Linked DNA regions of Mus musculus: region 1 is linked to region 2. A link is a loop called in an ENCODE intact Hi-C map of the cell type or tissue named here. Cell type or tissue: left cerebral cortex. All regions are shown on one strand. Links, peaks and the distances in the headings refer to the core of each region. The heading gives the core; the rest is flanking DNA. Region 1 holds the start of Ift80 (intraflagellar transport 80). Region 2 holds the start of Nmd3 (NMD3 ribosome export adaptor).

Region 1 (11,048 bases), core at 1,178-9,177, 720 kb after region 2:
AAAATATTTAGGGGAAATACTTTTCTGGTAGTGGTAGGGTCTGCGAGTAAAGATTGTGTATGATTGTGTGTGTGTGTGTGTGTGTTTGTGTGTGTAGGGAGACAGGATTCCCTTTCCTAAACAGCATTTCCTATCATTAATTAGAAGTAAACCATCATAAAAATTTGCAATCATATACATAATAAAGGAAATCAAGTTATAAGTCCATCTTAGCATTAAAGTTCATTTATTCTTAAAAGGCTCCGTGTCATATTTAATTTTGGATTAATTAAACAACAGGTACTAGACTATCATGACTTATTGGCAATCTAATTCTCTAACTCAAATGTGCAACAGAATGAATTCAGAAGCAAAATTCTGATAGATGCTTCTGTGTAGTTAAATTTCTTTATATGTAAAACATCCCCACCAGCATCCAATTATCTGTTACTTTACTATGGGCACTTATTTTTTAAGGTTCTTTTCCGTTGCTTTTTGAACCATGAATTTTTCTAAGCTATTAAACAGATGCCTGTCCCCTACCATTTCAAAACATACTTCATCACGGTAGTTCAAACCTTAGAAAATTTCATCTCTCTCTCTCTCTCTCTCACATAGCTACTAATTATTACATTTTAGAGTCAATTATTGCATTTTAAAAATTAAAATGTTTATCCTAAAGCAAAAAAATGTACAACTTTTCAAATGAAGCCCATATTTATAGTGAGTGAATGCTGAATTAGCACTTAGGGCCCCTACATCACTGTATTCTTCCAAAAAGCTGAAGTAAATATGTTCACAGAAGCAAAATCCATTTCTTATTGCTCTAATTATACACAAAGTAAAATAAAGAACAATTCAGATCTACAATAACAAAATGTGGCATGTTTCCTTTTCTTGCTTGAAGGTGCAAGTAGAAAATCTTACCTTATCAATTATCTTTTGAAAATGAACTTCTACAGTACAACTCTGAATATCCTTGTGTTCATCAGAATTATGTATCAGTACCGATAGCTTTTTAGACCTTATTTTTTGTGCTCGATAGCCAAACACAAAAAGCATGGAATCAATAACATTGGATTTTCCACTGCCATTTGGTCCAATAATACAGGAAAAGCGCTGCATAAAAGTAAATTTTTAAAAATTTAAATAGTCACACTTAATACTAATTTTAAACTACTCCATAATTTAATTTGTAATAAAAATCAAAGGTATCATTAAAAGTTTTCATTAGAAGATAAACACTTTTTCTTTCTTTCTCTTTAGAAATAAAAGCAGTTTATTAAGAAAAGGAAAGCACCCTAGGAATGGAGTGGGCCAGGGAACTGAAGGAAAACACAATCTGAGTTTTCTTACATCATGTTCTTCAATAGCACAAGCTTCACCATTTAAATAAAAACCACCTTCAAATTCTAATCCCGACATTTTACAAAACTCATTAGCACAGTCAACGGGGAAAACATTCCCTTCTAACAAAAACAGATTCCATTCAATATGCAAATATTGCTAAAGATATACCAAAGACATCAGATAAAGAAAAACTCATTCCTGTTGTTGAAGTCACAGGCAACATACTGTCTGTGCGTCTATGAGCATATGTGTGTAAAGAGTCAGGACCGTTAGAACACTGAAATATCTTGTAATTAAAGATGTATTCCACGTTATCTGAGCAGGCAGTACCTTATGGAAAGGTCCCAGAACTTTCTCTCCAGCATAGGACTTGAAGTTTTGGTTTACAATATGAGTTATCATGAGACGAGGAGCTCCAGCTTCACTGGCCATGGCTGGAGGTGGGGGTGGAGGGATACTATTCAAAATCTCCTCTAAACTTCTGTTATCCAGCTCCTCACCTGGAGGCTCTAGGTTAAGGGAGAGGCAAAGAGGGGAAAGCCTACATTAGTGTAATTAGTTGAACGTCTATCATCTGCTAGTATTTAAAGAACACAATGGAGGGATGTTACTTAAAGAAACCTAGGAATTTATCTTCCATACAAACATATCCTAAACTCATGGGGATGGATAATCCTTCAGATTAGTTTTATGTAAAATAAAATTCGTGAAAGCAATCAGACCAGTCACAAAATGTGTGGTATACACATTGTACTTAGAGGAGTCAAAATACTCAATATACCATAAAGAAAACCTTGCAACAAACGGATTCCCTGATGCAGGAGATGCAACCCTAACAATCGAAAATCCAACTCTCCACATGGCTCAGCTTAAGAAACTCACAAACTTCAGTAACATGGTGACAGGAATTTCACAGTAGCTCTTAATTTCTACCCTCCGCCTGCTCTACGCTCTCAATTATACCTTCTCTTTAAAGGCAATCTAGGGGGCCCAGCAATTTTTTTCTTGTGTAGAACCCAAGTTTGGTTTTCAGCACCCACAATGGGATGCTCGAGGTTCATGCCCTCCAGGGGCACCTGCACTCATGTACATATGCCCGCGTCACCCAACACTGACACACTTTATAAAGTAAAAATTAGTATTGCGCCCCAAAAGACAATCCAACAGTAAAGGGCGAGTCACGCAACTCCACATCACATTCACTCCAGTCTAAGGGCGCAGAGGCGCTCAGCACCCATGCCGCTTTCAGCGGAAATATGAGAAAGAGGTCAGTACTACTCTAAAACACAGAAACTCACAACGCAAGTTTTCCGCTCACTCTCATATCTTCCAGAACCGTTAGAGCAAACTGCATGGAATTCCTCTGAAAACCAAAGAACGGCTTTCCGGAGCTTCCCAAATCAACCTGTCGTCGCCTGCGCCCCGCCACCCTCAGAGGGTCTCCACAGGCTTCCGACGCACGGGGATCCCGACCTGTCACTCACTTGCGGGTGCAGCGCTCTCCGCTTCGCCGGCCGGTTGCTCCATCTCTTCGTCGCTGTGGGCACCGTCCTGGGAGGGCGGCGGCCCTTCCTCCTGGTGGCAGGCAGTGGAGGGCTTGGTGCCCTTACGCCGCATGGTGGCTGCGGCAGAAGAGTCCCGAGTCAGGTCGGCCCGCAGCTCGCCGCTCAGGCCCCGCAGCAGCAGGACGGGCTCCGCCCAGGACCCACCCCGCCACCGCGTTCCCCAACGCCGCTAGCCAGTAGCGGGTCCCTAGGAAAGTGGCTACTAGGAACCCAGCAGTGGCAACCGGGCGGGACGGGTTTTCCCACGCCCCAGCTACGTGGGGAAACATAGCCGCGCCTGCCATCGCGCCCAGGACGGAGGAATTCGCTCAGGCCACCCCCGCCCCTGTGGAACCATCTCATAAGAGAAGGACGTCTGCTGACAAGTCTCCTCCCGTCGGGGCTGGGGAGTGAATGTGCTCGGAATCGGGGAGGGAGGGAGAGAGGTACAGAGTGGGAGAGAGAGAGAGAGACAAGTTCGTCCAGCTTCGGGGCTGCGTGGCTACTCTCCAGAGCAGCAGCGCCTGCCTGCCCGGGCGACTTGTCAACCCCCTCCCTTCTCCCCGCCATTTAGGTCCTGACGCCCGGACGGCCCTCGGAGAAGTCCAGGTCTCTTTTCCTCATCGCCCCAGCGGAGAGGATGGCCGAAGCCGGAGTCACCCGCCACACACTGCTGAACTGGACTCTGGCAGCGTCTGCTTGGGTTGGGTCACTTTCCGGGATAGTAGGGGGTCTAACCCTCCCGGGTCCGGGGCGGAGTCCCGATGGACGACAGTGTAAGCCATGCCAAGTGCCCAGGAGAGGCTCTGAGTGGGGCTGCAGTCCCCTTAGGAGACAGGACGGATCGGCCTGGGGGAGGGGACGCTCTGGCCGAGCCAGGCTCGCTGCCTCCCCCAGGAAGAGGCGCCGGAGCCGCCGCCCGGCCGCCGAGGGGGAGGGGTGACAGGCACGGGAGCTCGCCGAGCCGCCTCCGCCGCTCCAGCTCCAGGCCTTGGGGTTGCGGGCGCCCGCGGGGCAGGGAGGAGAAAGTGTGACAACCTGATCTAGAAGAGAAGGACTTCACCTGTCGGCGGGTCCACTCCGAGCCGGGCTGAAATGGTGGCACGGCCGACCCCCCGCCTCGCTCCTCCCGGTGTCTCGGCTCCGGGTCCTTCACTCGAAAATGGCGCCTAAAATCCAAACTCGAACGGAAATTCGTTACAAACGCGCGCAAGGGTTTCTGGGACCCGCGAATTTGAAAAAAAGTGCGGCGAGTCCCACCGCCATCTTCGGGCCGTTCGGGCGCATGCGCGGGCTCTACCCCAGGGACCGTGGCGCCGAGGGCCAAGTTACGACTGGGAAGGGAGAGCAAGCAGGGCTACGTCCTTTCTGTGGACTTTAACAGAAATGAGAGTTTCGCACTTCTAGAACGACAGCATTTGAAAAACTGGAGGAATTTGAAAAAGAAGGAAAAAAAACAAAACAAAACAAGCAGGGTCCCGCCTACAATTGTAGGCGGGTCCAAGTTGCCCAATAACACCTTCCAGGGAGAGGGCGGGCTCGGTTAGGGGCGGGGTCAAGAGCCCGCTCGGGTGACTGGCACCTAGCAAGTATCGCGGGAACATGGCAGGGGGAAACGCTCGCAGCGCTTAGAAATCACTATGGTGACGGAAAGGTCGGGAGGCTATTTGGTAACTAGTTCGAGCTCTGAGAGCAGTCGCCACCGCTTTCCTGGAACTTGAGGTAAATTTCTTCATCTCCAGAGCCTTTGAAGAAAGGGCTTGGAAGCGGTAGCGGTCATTAAGACCTAGCTTCTCTTGGTTAGATGGGATGAGCTTTGCGGGAGCATCAGTTATTTTCCATCTTCTTCCAGCCACCAGGGTGTTGATCTTGGGATGTGGAGTTTACAGGTAAAGCGAGGAAACCGGGATTATTGAGTTAACCTTGTAGTCCATTTATGAATAACAATGATTTTTGAACTATTTTGTGTAAGTGACACTACTGAAAGGTGTTGAGTTTAAATAACCATTTGGCCAGCAGGGCTCCTAGTGGGAGAAAGGATTCGCTGGTGATAACTAGTTACCGTTATGGGGGAATTAGTTCATAAGTAGCATTTGTCTTTGTTACACAGTGAAAGGAATAGCAAGGGTTGTTAAATGGATGCGGCAATTCCTAATCCCGAGCGGTTTAGTTTCCTTAATGGGCTTTTAACCTGAGTTTGAGGATAATGATGGTTGGGACAGAGTTTCTGACTCTCCGAAAATTGTATACCAAGTTTTGTGTGTTTTGGCATTGTTTTCCTGAATGTTTAGTGACCCTATAATTTTGAAAAACGGTCTGTATCACTCATCCTCCCCAATGTTAAAGAACCGCTGATTAATTTCGCTGCCCCCAGTAAGTATTTATACAGCAACTTTTAAATTGAGAGCTGTTAGCCTTTCTCTTTTTTTTTCCTCAACCTATTTAGGGTTTGGCATTTTAGAGCACCAATAAACCTTTTTTTTTTAAAAAAAAAGATTTATTTATTATTATAATCTAAGTATACTATAGCTGTCTTCAGGTGCACCAGAAAAGGGTGTCAGATCTCATTACAGATGGTTGTGAGCTACCATGTGGTTGCTGGGATTTGAACTCAGGACCTTCAGAGAAGAGCAGTCAGTGCTCTTAACCACTACTGAGCCATCTCTCCAGCCCACCAACCTTTAATGAATGAATTTACATTGTTCTAAAATATATTATGGCTTTGAGATGCCTAACACTTAGATTCAGTGATTCTCAGGAAGTGCTGGAGAGGACTACAAGTGTGGGAGTCTGGAGGAGTTTGGAGATTGGTGTGGTTTGAATAAACGTTTGCTAATATAATAATGTACCTTTATATTTCTAGTTGAAAATAAATTGTCTTCATAAAATAAATGTCACCATGAAGCTCAATGAATATTTTTTGGGGGGGGTATGGAGGACTAGTAGGAGTACCAAGAGGATAAAGGGATTCTTTTTAGGGGCTTCTGGAGTATTTTGTATTTTCAGAGGTTCTAAAATACAACAAAGCTGAGCGGAAGAGATACCTGCTATGAAAGAAGTAGACTGGGCCAGGGGAGATGTGTGGTGTTAGAAGCACTTACTGCTCTTGCAGAGGACCCAGGTTCTGTTCCTAGCACCAACATGGCTCTCAGAACCGTCTGTAACTCCAGTTCCAGGGATTCGGTGCCCTCTTCTGGCCTGGAGAGAGACATGCATGTGAACCACATCATGCAGAGAAGACACTCATACATGTAAAGTAAATGTAAGAAAAAGGTAGAATAGACCATATGGGAAGGTGTATATGCTAGTCAGAGCAGAACTTACTAGAAAGCTATAAGTAGGAAGCAGGAAGGCTGGAGAGACGGCTCAGCAGTGAGGACCACTGCTGCTCTCGCAGACCTGGATTTGGTCCCCAGCACCTATACTGAGAGTTTATACCTGCCTGTAACTCCAGTCCAGGGGACCTGACGCCCTTTTCTGCACAATGGTGGTGCTCGGCACACACATACGTGCATGCAGTATACACATTAAAAGTTAGAAAACAACCCTAAATCCTATTATTTCTTTGGATGTAGAATTGGGCAGTTTACTCATCAAGTGTCTCTGGGAATGTTAAAAATCAACAGATAATGTCTATCTCAGAGCAGTGTTTGTTCATCTAGTATACATAAGTATTTGATATTACTATGTGATGGCATTTGAGGAAGAGTAATTTAGGAAGGATCTTGAAAGGCAAATTAAGAATATAGCTACAGGCTGGGTGTAGCTTGGGAGATGAGGCAGGAAGTTTGCCATGCATTTAGAATACCTGGGCTATGTGTTGAGTTGGAGCCAGTGCTATAGAGTGAGAGTGTTTTTTAAAAAAAAAAAAAGGAAGACTTCTTAACAACTGAAATGGGTTATGTTGTTACAGGGAAAAGAAATCAGTCATAGGTTTAGATAGATCGATATTAAACACTCTTTCCTGAGTAGGGAAGAGTGCCTAGGCAAGAGAAAGGAAAGATTCACGGTTCTTTTGGACAGACTACTGCTGTTACAGGTTTTGGTGGTTAAGAGTATAAACCCTTAAAGACAGTCAAGTGCCGTTCTTTATGGATCTCTGAGTTAGTGAAAAGGCAACAGGTAAAACAAGCAGTAGTGCTGGCCACTGAGTCGGATGCTGGTATCAGTATGGAAAGTCTTAACTAACGTGGAAAGGAGTGGTCTTCAGTAAATCACTTAACGACAGCCTCAAATTTAAATGAACTTAACCATGCCCTGTCAGAACAAACATCTCCCTCCCTCTCTCCTTCCCTCTCTTCCTTGAAACAGGGTCTCATTATAGCTCAGACTAGCCTTGAATTTCCTATGTAGCCAAGGCTAGCTTTGAATTTCTATTTATCTGGACTTCGAGGCAAGCATCATCATGCCTGGCAGCACAGACATTTTTATAACAGCTATAAACTAAGTTGCGTAATGAAGAAGAGATATAACCGAGAGCTATAGAGTAGACGTAAGTCGGAATGTGAACATGATGAAATAGGCATTTAGGGATTAGGGATGTAGGCTTGGTTGGTAAAGTGCTTAAAGAGGCCCTGGATTTGATTCTCAGCTCTGCATAAAACCTATCATGGACAGTATACTCCTGTATTGCCAGCACTCAGGTGGACAAGGCAGGAGTAGAATAAATTCATGATTATTTTTCACAGCTAGTTTAAGGTTAGTCTGGACTATTAAGCTTCTGTCTCAGAGAAACAAAACAAATCTGTGTGTGTTGGTCCAGGCCTTCTAGCACCTGGGGGGCAGAAGCAGGTGCATCTCTGTGAGTTCAAGGCCAGTCTGGTTTATTATATTACTGAGTGTGATTAAAAATGTCAAACAGTATTGGGGGAGGGCATAGTGCAGTTGCAAGCGCCTGCTTTGTACCCAAAAAAGGTGAGGAAATAATTATCACTTCTCGTTGAGTTCTTCCTGTTATCCATCACTTATATATCTTCTTATATATCTTCCCAGAGAAGTGTTTTAGTACCCGCCAGCTTAAATCTATAACATCTTTTTCATTTGCACACAGGGATTGAATTGTATTTTACAAAAGTTTTGTAGTATGTGTACACGGTATGTGTATAGGCATGCTAAGGCACACATGTGGAGATCAGAGAACAACTTCGTGGAGCCCATTCCCTTCTTCCAGAGCCTTTAGGTGGGTTCTGGGGATTGAACTCCGGTCATCATGCTTGTGTGACAGGTTCATTTACCTGATGAGCCATCTTGCTGACCCTAAGTTTTATAATATTGCTATACATCTTGCTTTTCTTTTGAATATTATAGTTATCTTTCTATATCAATAGATAGCCCATTTGAAAAATAATTAATGTAGCATTGTATTTCGTTGGTGCAATATGATTCTTCAGTTTTGGTTGAATTAAAGATCACTGGTATCTGGGTGGTTGGGGTGTGTACATGCTTGTATGTGTGTGTGTGTGTGTGTGTGTGTGTGTGTACGTGTGTGTGCAGGTGCTGATGCCTGTTGTTGAAGCTGGAGGTAGATAATAGGCATCTTCTGTCATTTGCTATGTTGAGTTTTTCCCTTCTTAAAGACTTATTTATTTATTATGTACATGCTGTTCCATATGTGCCTGCGTGCTGGAAGAGGGTGCCAGAGTTCATTATAGATGGTTGTGAGCCACTATTTGGTGGAAATTGAACTCAGGACCTCTAGAAGAGTAGTCAGTGCTCTCAACCTCTGAGCCATCTCTCCAGCCTCACTGTGTTAGTTTTTGAGACAGGGTTTCTCATTGAACTCAGAAACAATTGGTGGGACCTCCTGGCAGTTCTGGGTTTCTGCATCTCTCTCCCTTGTGCTAGTGTTACAAGCATACGTGGGATTTTTCATGGGTGCTAGGGATCTGAACACAAGTCCTCATGCTTGCACGACAGTCAGTCCCTTTACCACTGAGCCATCCACACAACGTCACCTACTATCTAATATATATATTTTTAGATTAGTGAATTAGTGTCTTGCTAGAATTAATGGAACACCATGGCAAAAAGTTGTAAAATCCGTTAAAAATGATATGGGGGCTGGCAAGATGGCCCATCCAGTAGAGGAACTACATGGTGGAAGGAGGGACGCAGTCAGCTTCTGCAAGTTGTGCCGCTGTACAATTTACTAATTAATTACAATAATAATAATAATAATAATAATAATAATAATAATGAGATCAGAGAGTTAGCTTTTAGGTAAAAATTATTTCAGTGCAAGCCAAATGACACAAATTTTATCCCAGGAACTGACTTCTAAAAGTTGTCCTATTACTTCTAATGACAGCAATAATAAAATAGAATTTTAAAAAGAGATTATTTTAAAATGTGTTATGGGTGTTTTGATTGCATCTACATTCGTATTTCATGTGCATGCAGTGCCCGAGGAGCCCAAAAAAGGGGTCACTCCCCCTAGGACTGGAGTTATAGATGGTTGGGCGCTGACGTGTGGATACAGGGAACCAAGCCTCTGTAAGAACAGCAAGTGCTCTTAACTGGTGAACCACCCCATCTAAAAAACCTTTACAGAGAATATTGAAAACTGGGCTTAATGGTACATAGTTAACATAGTACATGTGAGCTTCAGGCAAGAGAATCAGAAGTTCAAGGTTATCTTCAGCTATATCGCCATGTTGGGGTCAGCCTGGGCTACATGAGACCCTGTCTCAAAATAAAAAGGTAATATTGGAGTGTAGATATTACTCATGGGTAGAATTGTAAAGAAATAGACATACTACAATGATCAGTGTAACTTACAGAGAGTTTATTTTGGCTGACAGCCCTAGACCCTAGAGGGTTAGAGGCCAGCATGGCAGCGGGCAGTAGGTTTGGTTAGCAGGAACAGGAAGCTCAGAGCTCACATCGAGACCCCAAAGCAGAGAGAACTAGCACATATTATTAAGCTTATTTTAGCAAGCACATAGAGGAATTACGCTGAGGCGAGGGTTGGAGGTCCTTACTAATTGAACTGTACTATCATGCATAAGCCTGTTGCCTTTGATGGTAAAATGTCTTCGTCTTTTCTAGGAAATAGTGAGCCTGCCCCTATTTTTCTTCTCAGCTATACAGTGGACCTTAAATTTAGTTTGCTAGCAGCTCTAATGGAACTTAACTGAATAATTAAAAAAAAATCTGCCTTTCTTATTTTTTATTGAAGAGCCATAAAAGAACTCCAAATAGAGTTATCAACTTTGGTATTTGATGTGTGTGTGTGTGTGTGTGTGTGTGTGTGTGTGTATGAGAGAGAGAGAGAGAGAGAGAGAGAGAGAGAGAGAGAGAGAAACAGACAGACAGACTTGCCATGTGTGTTGGTTTGAAATGAGGCATGTTCTCCATAGTCTTGGGCATTTGAACACTTGGTCACCAGTTGGTGGTTGGTGGTGGTGTTTGGAGAAGTACAGGTGGTACAGCCTTGCTGGAGGAGGTATGTCATTGGTAGTGGGTTTTGAGGTTAAAAGCCCAGAGCCATTTCCAGGATTATACTCAGCTCATTAGGTTTGGCAGCAGGTGCCTTTACCCCCTCAGCCATCTCCCCCCCCCCCACCGCCCCCACAAGGTTTCTCTGTAGCCCTGGCTGTCTCAGAGATCCACCTGCCTCTGCCTCCCAAGTGCTGGGATTAAAGGCGTGCGCCATTACTACCTAGCCCCCTTAGCTCTCTTGCTAGCCCCAAATTCTACTTTTTGATACTATTGGATAAATATCCCTAATCTAAAATGTGTGGGACCAGAAGTGTTTTGGATTTTTTTTTTAGATTCTGGAATATTTGCATATATACATGAGATACCATGTACATAGTACCCAATCTGAGCATAAAGTTTGTTATTTATACATGTCATAGTATAGGCTAAAGGAGTTTCATGCCGTGGTTTTTCAAGCAGCTCTGTTCTCCCTGGCTTGTCATATGAAGGCAGGTATGGACTTTTCTACTGGTGTGTGGTGACAGTTGGATTTTGGAGCTTTTTGGATTTTAATTTTTTTTTTTAAGATTTATTTATTTATTTATTTATTTATTATATGTAAGTACACTGTAGCTGTCCTCAGATACTCCAGAAGAGGGCATCAGATTTTGTTATGGATGGTTGTGAGCCACCATGTGGTTGCTAGGATTTGAACTCGGGACCTTCGGAAGAGCAGTCTTAACCACTGAGCCATCT
Region 2 (11,048 bases), core at 1,187-9,186:
GTGCACCACCACGCCCGGCATACGTTGCTTTCTTCTTATACATACATTTGTATGAATTTTTTAATCATCTCAACTTCTGAGAAAGATAACTTTGAATAATTGAAAGAAAATTTTGATACTGTTTCAAATTCTTTTAAATTTGAACTCACCATGAATCTCCTTGATACGCAGTGTATTCTGATGCATTCCATATTTTAAAATCAACTGTTCCAGATAGTAGAATGTTTTCTTGTGTAGAGTCTAAAGCATTATAGAATCAATAAATGCCAAAAAATGCATTTAGAAATAAAGTATAAATACATACACCATCTACAGATATAGAGCTCTGATTTTTCAAACAAAAAAAAAACTTTAAAAATTAACTAAAACATAAAATAATAATGTATTTCTAAAGTTGAATGTTCCAGGAACCTAGACTCCAGTTATGCATACAGGACATAGGGAAATGAGAACATGTTATCAGCTACTGAAAATGGACAGTGACCACATGAAGCTCAGGGAGGATGACCAAAGAGTGGATACCTCAGTCCTTCTTACAAGGGGGAACAAAATAATCACAGGAGCAAACATGGAGACAAAGTGTGGAGCAGAGACTGAAGGAAAGGCCATCCAGAGACTGCCCTCCCCTGTCCCCCTCCCCCATCCATCCCATATACAGTCACTAAACCCAGAGGCTATTGTGGATGCCAATAAGTGCTTGCTGACAGGAGCCTGATATAACTATCACCTGAGAGGTTCTGCCAGAGTCTAACAAATGCAGAGGCAGATGCTTGCAGCCAACTATTGGACTGAACATGGGGTCCCCAATGGAGGAGTTAGAAAATGGACTGAAGGAGCTGAAGGGGTTTCCAAGCCCATAGGAAGAACAACAATATCAGCCAACCAGAGCCCCCAGAGCCCCCAGGGACTAACCCACCAACCAAAAAGTACACATGGAGGAACCCATGGCTCCAGCCACATATGTAGCAGAGGATGGTGTTGTTGGGCATCAATGGGGTTGAGGTCCTGTGAAGGCTGCATGCCCCAGCCAGGGTGGGAGGGGCACCCTCATTGAAGCAGGGGAAGGGGGAATGAAATGGGGGGGGGTTCTTCAGTGGAAACTGAGAAAGGGGATAACATTTGAAATGTAAATAAAGAAAATAACCCAAAAAGAAAAAAAAAAATCAATCAATCAATGAATAAAATGTATTTTAAAAAAAGAAAAAAAGAAAAGAAAATGGACAGTGATGAAATTCAAGACTCAGGATTCACTCATCATCTTTTTTCAATACCTTTTGCCTGACTTGGATCACAGCCTTCCAGAAATCCTTAGCTTCCACTCTATGGCAGTCTCCACACATTTGGGACTGAACAACATAATCCACCACAAACACTTGCTGCAGGATAGCACCATTCATCACCTGGAAAAGAAGGCAATTGCACTCCTTCACTCCTAGTTGTTCAATAGTGAATATTCTAATTTTAAAAATTAGTAACTTAAATGTTTTCTATGAATGCATTAAGGACATCAATAAGTCAAAGTTAAAATTATAAAACTAAGTATACTACATTTGGGGAAGAGGGTGCACAACCAAGGATTAAATATGGGACCTTATGCATGCTGATCAAGCTCTCTACCCCTGAGCCATGTCCTTCAGTGGTTACACTGTTTTAAGAAAGGGACACATGAAATCCAAAGATTAGATTATCTTTTTAAGTTTACCTCATGAAAATGTGGTTGTGAACATATTCTCTTAATAATGTGGAGGTAGGAATGTGGTTTGATTGTACAGTGCTTGTCCCTAGTGCTTGAAGCCTTGAGTTTGATTCTCACCACCACACAAAGCCAGGCATGCTGGCACACACCTATAATTCCAACACTTGGGAAGTAGAAGCAGGATGATCAAAAATTCCAAATCACTCTTGACTATTTACTGAGTTGAGAACTAAATCTAAAAACATTTTTCAGTTGTATAGACATGTATATGATATATGTGTATACATATATGCCTATGTGGCACACAAAGAATTCACTTTCAGAAGAACATATGGGTAAGCATGGTGGTACATACACCTTTTTTCCAGCACTCAGAAGTAAAAGCAGGAGATCTCTGAATTCCAAACCAGCCTAGTCTACTAAGCTCTAGGCCACCAAGTACTAACTACCTAGTGAGAACCTATCTTAAACAAAAACAAAACCTTTATTTAAAGAGACTATTGAACACACCAATTCTGAGCAATTGTAGCTAGTCACCTAATCATGTCAGAAGACCAAAAGATAACAAAAGACTAAGACTTAGATTGTATTCTTCCTTTTAAGCCATTTAGTCCATAAAATAATTTAACCCTAGTCCCTCATTCTCACTACGTGTACTTTAACCATGTTTAGAAAAAGTGAGCAGCTTACCTCTTTCTGAATTGTCAATTTAACTTTAAGTCTCTTGGAATGGGGCTCAGTCCAAACAAAGCCTGCATCGACAAGCCGAACCTTCAATAGGGGAAAAAAAGAAATATAAGTCCCCACCAGAGAGGTGGAAAGATGACTGACTATCTCATTAATAAGCAGACTCTCAACAGAGATGCTTAAACCAGCAGCTAATAGGAATAGATGTAGAGACCCACAGCCAAACATTAGGCAGAGAGCACACTAAAATTGGAGCTCTACCAGGTCCTTCCCATGAAGCTCAGGGAACCCCTGGAAAGGGGTGGGGGACTGTAGGAGCCAGAGGTAAGACACCAGGAGAACATGGCCCACAGAATCAACTGAGCAAGCTCACAGGGGCTCACACAGACTGAAGCAGCAATCATGAAGGCTGCATGGGGCTACCTGGGGCTGCACTAGGTCCTATACATATCTTATATAGCTTGGTGTTTCTGTGGGACTTCTAACAGTAGGAGTGTGAAGTGTTTTGTCTGTTCTTGGGGCCCTTTTCCTCCTACTGGGTTACTCTGCCCAGCCTTGAGGGAGATATGTGCCTAGTATTACTGTATCTTGTTACTCTATTCCATGTTCGGCTGACATCCATGGGAAGCCTGATCTTTTCTGAAAGGAAATGGAGGAGTGCATCTGGGGAAAGGGGGAGGTGGCAGAGAAAATTGGGAGGCGTGGAAAGTGGGGAAATTTCTGTCAGGATGTATTTTATGAAAGAATTTTTTAAAAAAAGGAAAAAAATTAAATAGACTCATAAGATCTTTGAAGGAACATGTGATTAACATCATTGCAATCCATCACTATAAAACCATGGCAACAATGGCAGCAAATGAAAGGGCAACCCAATGACTGTGCTATTATATTGAGCAAGAATTAAAAGTAGCTTTCAGAGGGGGGAAATTTATTTAAAGAAAAAAAAAAAGTATTCCTCTTCAGACAGAAATTTACTTTTTCGTAAGAAAATGAATTGGTGCCTTTATTACCCAAAAGCAACCTCACAAACATAAGCTTCCACTCAAGTTAATATCTTTCTACATTACTCTGTGGCTTCTTTATTTTTTCCTTTAAAGAATGGACATTTAGGGGAGGGATGGCTCAGTGGTTACAAGCCCTGGCTGTTCTTTCAGAGGACCTGGGTTCAATTCCCAACACCTACATGGCAGCTCACATCTGTCTGTAACTCTAGTTCCAGAGGATCTGAAACTTTCACACAGACATACACGCAGATAAAACATCAATGACCATTAAAAAAAATTTACAGAATGAGTTTCAGGGTGTCTGTGTGTAGGGGGATGGACATTATTTTGGGAAATGTTCATATACTGACTACATAATTTTAATACTTCTAGATCAGGAGCTAAAAACAGCTTGCTATTCTTGATACACTGAACATAATGCAGTAAGGCTAGAATGAAAACTTTAAAACAAAGAAACAGAGAGAAAAAGAATGGAGGCTTTATAATAATCAAAGTAGGAACCCGAACTAAGAGGAACCAGAAATAAGCAAAGCAAGAGCTACTTAAAAGATAATTCTATAGGATTAATTTAATACTTATATATTAGAAAGAGGACGAGAACACACACTAGTACAATACCCAAGTAGCAAGCTTAAACAGCTAGATATTACAATTTTTTTGACATAAATAAACAACAGATTTAATGGACAAAGAGCCCTTCCTGGCATCTATGACATACATTAAGTAGACAGTTTGATACTGGTCTGAAGGTACACAGAAAAATCTGTTAAGTAATACACTGAAAAGTGTGAACAGGCAGATTATAACTGTACCAGATACTATCTAGTGATAGCAAGACTAGCCAAGGCAAATGCAGTACTCAAGAATAAAACCCAACTAGTATGACTGAGTGAGCTACAGCAAAGTCCAGTAGTCAAGAAATTAAATCAGAATAGCAAGCAGTTCCTAACCACCCTTTTTCCCCTACCCCCCCAGTGTACCCCTCCCTGCCTCCAGTTAGTAAGTATCTGCAGGAGTTAGGTGGAAATGTACAAATGTACAGAGCACTAAATAAGTCTGCCTTCTCTCCTAAAGCCTCTAACCTCCATCTGCAGGAATGTAGAGACCTTGACATTCACTTCAGCATTCCCTTAACAGGCTCAGCACACTTGTTCTTAGAGAAGCCATTGTCAACTTTATTAAGTCCTTTGTCCTTTAACGTAATTCCAGATACCTGAGTCTCCCTCTCATTTCCTACAATCCAATTCCCATATGGTTCTTCAGTCTCTTCTGTACCCACTTAACATTTTGAAATCCTAAAATCCTTTTACTATGCTCTCTACTTATAACAACAACAACAATCAATGGAGCATTCTTTTCCCTTTCTAGTCATCCTGACTGTACTGCTTCACTCCAGGCAATTAAAAAGTCCAAGGGCAAGATGAATCAATAACTTGAAAGATTTCAGAACTAAAAAATAATATTGAAGGCTCACTCAGTGGGTGAGAGCACTTGCTGTTCTTCTAGGGCACCCACAAATCAGATCACAACCATCTGTAACTCCAGTTCCAGAGGACCCAACACCCTCTTCTGACTTCCAAAGGTACTGCACATACATAATATACAGACACATACACATGCAAAGCATCCATACAAATAAAAATTTTAAATCTCAACAAATTTTTCTAATAAAATAAAAATACTACCTTTCAACAAAGGTCAATATAAAAAGTAAGAGAGTGTGTGTGTTTGTGTATTAAAATATTGTGTGGGACTAGCAAAATGGTTCAGTGGTAGAATCCCTGATAATTTATGGCAAAGACACTTGGTTCAATTTCCAGCCTCAAAAAACAAAAGGAAAAGAACATAAGAGAAAAAAAACAAACAACAGCCACCATAATAAAGCAAAACCCACAGCAAAGGATTTTCTGAAAATGAGTGTTTCAGTGAAAAAGTACAGCAATATTAACTACTGACCTACCTTACTCAGAGGAGCTTTAATTTTTTTCAAACACAAAGCAAGAAGTTCCCTGGACTCTAAAGCACACTGTACCCATGATGCTGGTGGCTGAAAATATCTGAAAGAAGATAACATTCTAAAGTTTGCCGCTTTTCAGGAAAAAACAGGAATTTCCATTAGTAGAAAGAAGTGATACTGATTATTAATCAGGAGTAATACTCTACTCTAAAGCTTTACCCCATGAGACCAGTGTCTTTAGTTCAAAACTAATATTCTAATATTTGGAGAAAGCCAATCTGAGATATGTTATGTATTTTGTCGTTTCAATTATTAAAAATAGAAGTTAAGAGAGCACTGAGTTAAGAGAGCTCTGAAGATGGCTCAGAGAGTAAAAGGGCTTGCTACCAGGACTGACAACCTGAGATCACATGGTAAAAGGAGAGAACCAACCCTATGAATCGTCCTGTGACCGCCATATGCATAGTGTGGCCTAGTGCGCACACATACCAAATAAATGCATACGTGTTAAAAATAAATAAATAAAATATCCCAGTAAGGAGGGCTGGAGAGATGGCTCGGTAGTTAAGGGGGACTGAGGTGGGGTTCCTAGCACTCACTGTTGGGCAGCTCACAAATGCCTGGAACTCTAGCTCCAGGGGGATTCAATGCCTCTGGCCTTTAGGGACACCAAACGTGCACACAGCTACACATAAATGACTTTCTTTTTAAATTCCAGTAAACACGGCAATATTTCCAAAATTTCTTTGAAGGAACACTGACCAACAGGTAAGAATTATCTTAAATGACTCTAAAATTATTTATTTTATTCTTCTAAAATGTTTGCGAAACATTTTTCTCATACAAAAACAGGAAAATTAGTACACATAGAAATGTATATCAAAAGTTCAGTCATCAAGTTTCATTTCAATTTTTAAGCTGAAAAAGACAAGTTTTCAAAATAAGCCTCAGTAAGTCAAGCACGGTGGTGCACGCCTTTAATCCCAGCACTCGGGAAGCAAAGACAAACTGAGTTCCAGGTCAACCTGGTCTATAGAGCAAGATAAGGGCCAGGATAGTCAGGGCTACAGAGAAATTTTATCTTGAAAAAACAAAATTAATTAAACCTCATTATAGTAAAATACAAATCCTTTCTGTAAATTATGAATTTTTTTAACCCAGTCTTCCAAGGTCCAGTACACAGAGGTTATTAACAATGTCTGCTAAATACTTTCACCTGAGTTATGTAATGCTTTCTTGCCATGGTATTAAATGGTTAAACACTTTAATTTTCCTGTTTCAAGGTTCAATAAAAACCATTTGTTTATAAGTATTTTCAAAGGATGTTTCAAATACTATTTATCATCTAATAAAAACCCTTCATTCTCATGAGAAAATTGAGACTCAGACTGTATCTAAGCATGACAGAAAACTAGTTTGATAGAAACTTCTAATATTTTGGGGGTCCTGCTTCTTTGTCTAATACTTTTAAAACTTCACCATGTATTTAATAATAAATATTCATAACAGACCAAAAGCCTCATACTTACCAGGCTCACACACTGTAAACTCCCTAAAATAGTACACTAAATTCATGGGCTTATTTATATATGTGCAGAGATTTGGGGAAATACATTTTGAATTCTTACAGAGGTCCACAGACAATTTCCACATACACAAAGCAAATGCTAAACCTATCTGGGAAGTCACAGGCATATAATTTTTATATTCACTGACAAGGTTTAAGTCTCTCACTAGACATATGGATAGATGTAAACAGATGTAGCCAACAACTAAAGGAACGAAACTGAAGAAAGAATGCATCAGCTCTCAGAAGGCGTCTTCTACTGTCAGATTCAGTATCTCACTTTTATACAAATATTTTTTCTATCCTTACCAGATTAGTAGGACAGTAGAAAGCACAGCATAAAACTGCAAATTATTATATCCTTGGTAACATCAACTAGGTAAAAATTAACACTCAACAGCACGTTTCATTCCGTATACTTCAGAGTAATCTCAGCATAACACAGTGGCTCTCTGTATGAAGACCAACTTAAGGAAGCTAAACAAGTAGTAATGTACTGTACCTCTGACACTGTTTGCAGAAAGAAATGGAGACCTGCTTTGGAACACCTTGGCTGATGTCAACTTTACTTCGTAAACAGGCCACACAAATATTGGCAGGATTTGGACTAATTGGGACACCACATTCACAGCACAAGCTTGAGAAAATAAAGCAGATTTTTTCCAATTAGATTTTATACATTTACTAGTCAAAAACAAAACAAAACAAACAAACAAAAAACCCCTACCAAGCCAAAGCCTTCAAGATTCTACTGTTTAAAGTGGGGGAGGAGACACTTAATGGGTCAAAGTGCTTCCAGCTCTTATAGCAAACTGGGGTCAATTTTCAGCACACAAGAGGCAGCTCACAACCATCTGTAACTCTAGTTCCAGGAGAGTCTACCACTCTTCTGATGTCCATGGCCTCTTACATGCACTTAGCACACACACATACACTCACGAATAAAATAAGTTGATTTGTTTTTAAAAGACAAGTGGGGTGTGGGGGGAAATCTTTTTCGTCTTAACAACCAGGAAGCAGGGCACACAGATCTGTGAGTCTCACGCCAGCCAGAGCTTCATGAGAGTCTGTCTCGAAGAGGGGAAAAAGGCAATCTTAAAGACAGAGTGAAGAAGAATCCTGAAACATCGGCAAAAATCAAAGGGCCATAATTCTGAAAATGCTTAAAGAGGGCACTGTGCGACTTTGTCATGCTAATGAACTTCATGCAATGATAGAAATGTCCTAGTCCCTCATCTCTTCTTTAAAATTGGAAAACTAAGAAAAAAAGAAATTAGCAATGCAAATAGTCTAACAACAATAGCAAACACTAATGTGCACATAAATTCAACAATATAAACAAAAGACAGCCAAGTGTGATGGTGCAGACCTTTACCCAGCACTTGCGAGGCAGAGGCAGAGGCAGACAGATCTCTCTATGAGTTCCTGGTAAGCAGGACTTAACATGGTAAGACTGTCTCAAAAGCAAAAATAAACAACAAAGAGAAACAAACAATATATGTAAGATCCGTTTCTCGTTTCTCTTGCATCTGACTCGGCTAGTGGGTGCCCCCTTTGTTCTGAGCATCTACAATGCGTAGATGCGAACAGGCCCCCTTTACAGGGACCCACAATGAACAGTAAAGGAAAATGTACGTATTCCATGAAAACAGAAAGGAGATTATTAAGGAAAGGAAAGGGACCTGTGAGGGGGTAGGAGGGTTAAGGAAGATCAATGGTAGGGTAAATATGAACGCTGTACAATGTTAAATATGCGGACCCTCCTATATACATGAAAATATAATGAAACCCTGTATTTTATGTTACAAAGTAATTTTTAAAAGGAGAAATAGACAAAAATACAGGACAAGAAGAGCACCTATGCCTACCGATGCTCTAAGCTACAGGAGTATAACTCTATAGTGTACTGGAGGCAGAAAAATTTTGTGAAGCAGGCCTGACATAATCGCAGCACTTGGGAGGCTAAGGCTGAAGGGACAAGGCTCTCAAGGTCAGCCGTGGCTACAGAGTGAATTCCAGGGCCAATCTAACAGGACTGGCTCCATCGAAAGTAAGATTTCAACGAAACAGCAGAAAAAGTCTGTGAACCTCCGCCACCGTGGCCCACGGCTGCCCAAAGAAAACTAAGATAATCTTCCAGTGGTGGCCACTAGCTGCACGTGAGCACCGCATACCATGTGGCTAGCACGACAGAGGAGCCGGGTGACAACCGTACACGTCCACTCGTGCCCCTCTAGGAGGACGTCTTCTCAAAGCACTCATTTTTTTCTACACCGGACTTAAAATGGGGTAGACTTCCTATGCGATCAAGACCCAACCGTTTTCTCCCACCGAGAAAAGGACCTCTCCTGCTAGCGTTAACCGTTTTCTCGGTATTTTACGATCTGCAGACGCCAAGGGATCGATCAGGGCGGGCTCGCAACTCACATGTGTCCCGGGCTGTGCTCAATGGACTCTGCCATGTACTCCATGGTTCGCGCGCGACCTATCAAGGGGAGGGAAGGACCGGTGAGACTTGGATCCATCAGGTCGAGTCTCCTGAGTTCGGGGACAGCCATGCGTGCGGCACACAAGCCCGGGGGTCGCGAGCCGCCGCCCAGCACGGCCCTTCCGCCCTCCTCCGCGCCGCGGCTCCGCATGCGGCCGGCCTCGGCCCCACACCCACGCCCCGGCGCCCGTGCGGGCCGCTCGCAGCCCGGGTACAGGGCCCGGCTCGCTCCCTCGTCTGGCCGCTGTTGGCGCAGGAGCCGGGTCTCCCACCCAGAACCTACCAGCAGCTCCGTGACAGGGCGAAATACACCCACAGCGGGCAACCCGCCGGCCAGGACGCACTACCGGCTACCTCAGCCGCGCTACACACCTACGAAGATCTCGCGATAGGAGAACCGGAAATCCCGCGTGCTGAAGGGTGCGGGAGAAGGGGACGGGTGGGCGGGGTCAAAGAATACACGTGTAGCAAGGGGCGGGGCCTATGGAGTGAGTGGGTGGGGATACGGGAGACCGGGCGAGCTGAGCAGGCTCGGGACAGTGATTACAACAGTTTGGTGTCTGTGATAGGCTCACCGTTCCACCCGCCCCCGTATCTTTAAAATGCACTTCTCAGCTCCTGGGGAGAGGGCTCAGCAGTTAAAAGCAGTTGTTCTTACAAAGGACCTGGGTTCAATTCCCAGCACTCACAGGGTGGGCTCACTGACGTCTAGAGTTCCATTTGGAGAGGATCTGCCGCCCTCTTAACTCTGAGGCCACCAACCACAAACTTGGTGCATATATATTCATGCGGGCCAAACACTCAAATACATAAAATACATGGATCTTTCTAAAGAAACATGGCCACTGTAAATATCACCATGGACAACTTAAGAGTATCGAATCGCTGTTTACTAAACAGTTGATGCAAAAAGAAAAAGAAAAGAAAGAAAAACTGAAAACTCTCTATTATATTGCAAACACTGTACTTTTAATAGTAAGCAGAAAATATAAAATGTTTTTCATTAAAGAAAAGTATTATTCTTAAAGAAATCATCTGAAACATATTTTTCTCAGAAGTGGATCCACAAAATAGATGAAAACAGGTAAATCCGCAACTGTAACCGAAACTGATGTCAAAAGGAAGACCCTAGCATTTCTAAGGTCCGAAGAGGTGTCAGACGCCCCGGAGCTGGAGTTACAGGTGGTTTGAAACTGCCCAACACAGAGGCTGAGAACCAAGCTCTTCTGGTCCTGGGAGAGAGTAGCAGATGTTCTTAACTGCTGAGCCACCACCTTTCCAGCTCCACACAATCATCTGTGTTTTATAAGACATTTATAATGAACATGGAAATGTAACTACAGTATAAACTTTAGTTACTTGTTTTTTAAAGATATGCCTAATTTCTACTAAAACAGACAAGGGTGTTTATGTTCTCCACTTTTAATAGAGTGTTGGAAGTTTTTAGCTAGGGCTGTAAGACAAGGGAAATAATAAAGGGAATACAAATAAGAAAGGGAGAAACCAAAATATTCTTATTTGCAGATGCTATGATTCTATACATGAGAGTCCTAAGAACTCCAATAGAAGCCTTAGCGTTGGAGGCTGGGGAGATGGCTGAGTCAGTAAGGTGCTTGCCATGCAGGCTCGAGGATCTGAGTTGGATACCC

What was found. Hi-C counts contacts between places; a loop is a spot of excess contacts. Peaks named below come from ENCODE experiments on the same cell type or tissue, not always from the same donor. Only the 100,000 strongest peaks of a DNase experiment are listed, where the experiment ranks them.
Region 1: a loop joins it to region 2, with 4 times the contacts of the local background. A loop is called at or near these places in 3 of 42 quality-filtered maps.

What each region holds. Positions count from the first base shown.
Region 1 is chr3:68,997,979-69,009,026 of GRCm38, reverse strand. It overlaps Ift80 (intraflagellar transport 80), which reads left to right and starts at 4,457. Exons shown (of 20, transcript NM_026641.2): 1 at 4,457-4,595. It overlaps Smc4 (structural maintenance of chromosomes 4), which reads right to left and starts at 4,289. Exons shown (of 24, transcript NM_133786.4): 1 at 3,937-4,289; 2 at 2,814-2,951; 3 at 1,660-1,838; 4 at 907-1,098. The coding sequence starts at 2,946. In left cerebral cortex, for the core only: CTCF peaks have their summits at 2,953, 4,049, 4,848, 6,056 (motif pointing left) and 2 weaker places; DNase peaks (open chromatin) are centred at 3,546, 3,604, 4,118, 4,451 and 1 more place; H3K4me3 peaks cover 2,978 bases; H3K27ac peaks cover 1,564 bases.
Region 2 is chr3:69,720,757-69,731,804 of GRCm38, reverse strand. Nmd3 (NMD3 ribosome export adaptor) reads right to left here and starts at 9,750. Exons shown (of 16, transcript NM_133787.2): 1 at 9,683-9,750; 2 at 9,339-9,396; 3 at 7,414-7,548; 4 at 5,348-5,444; 5 at 2,387-2,467; 6 at 1,272-1,400; 7 at 150-240. The coding sequence starts at 9,382. It also overlaps the pseudogene Gm52662. In left cerebral cortex, for the core only: a CTCF peak has its summit at 4,967; a DNase peak (open chromatin) is centred at 9,094; H3K4me3 peaks cover 1,311 bases; H3K27ac peaks cover 559 bases.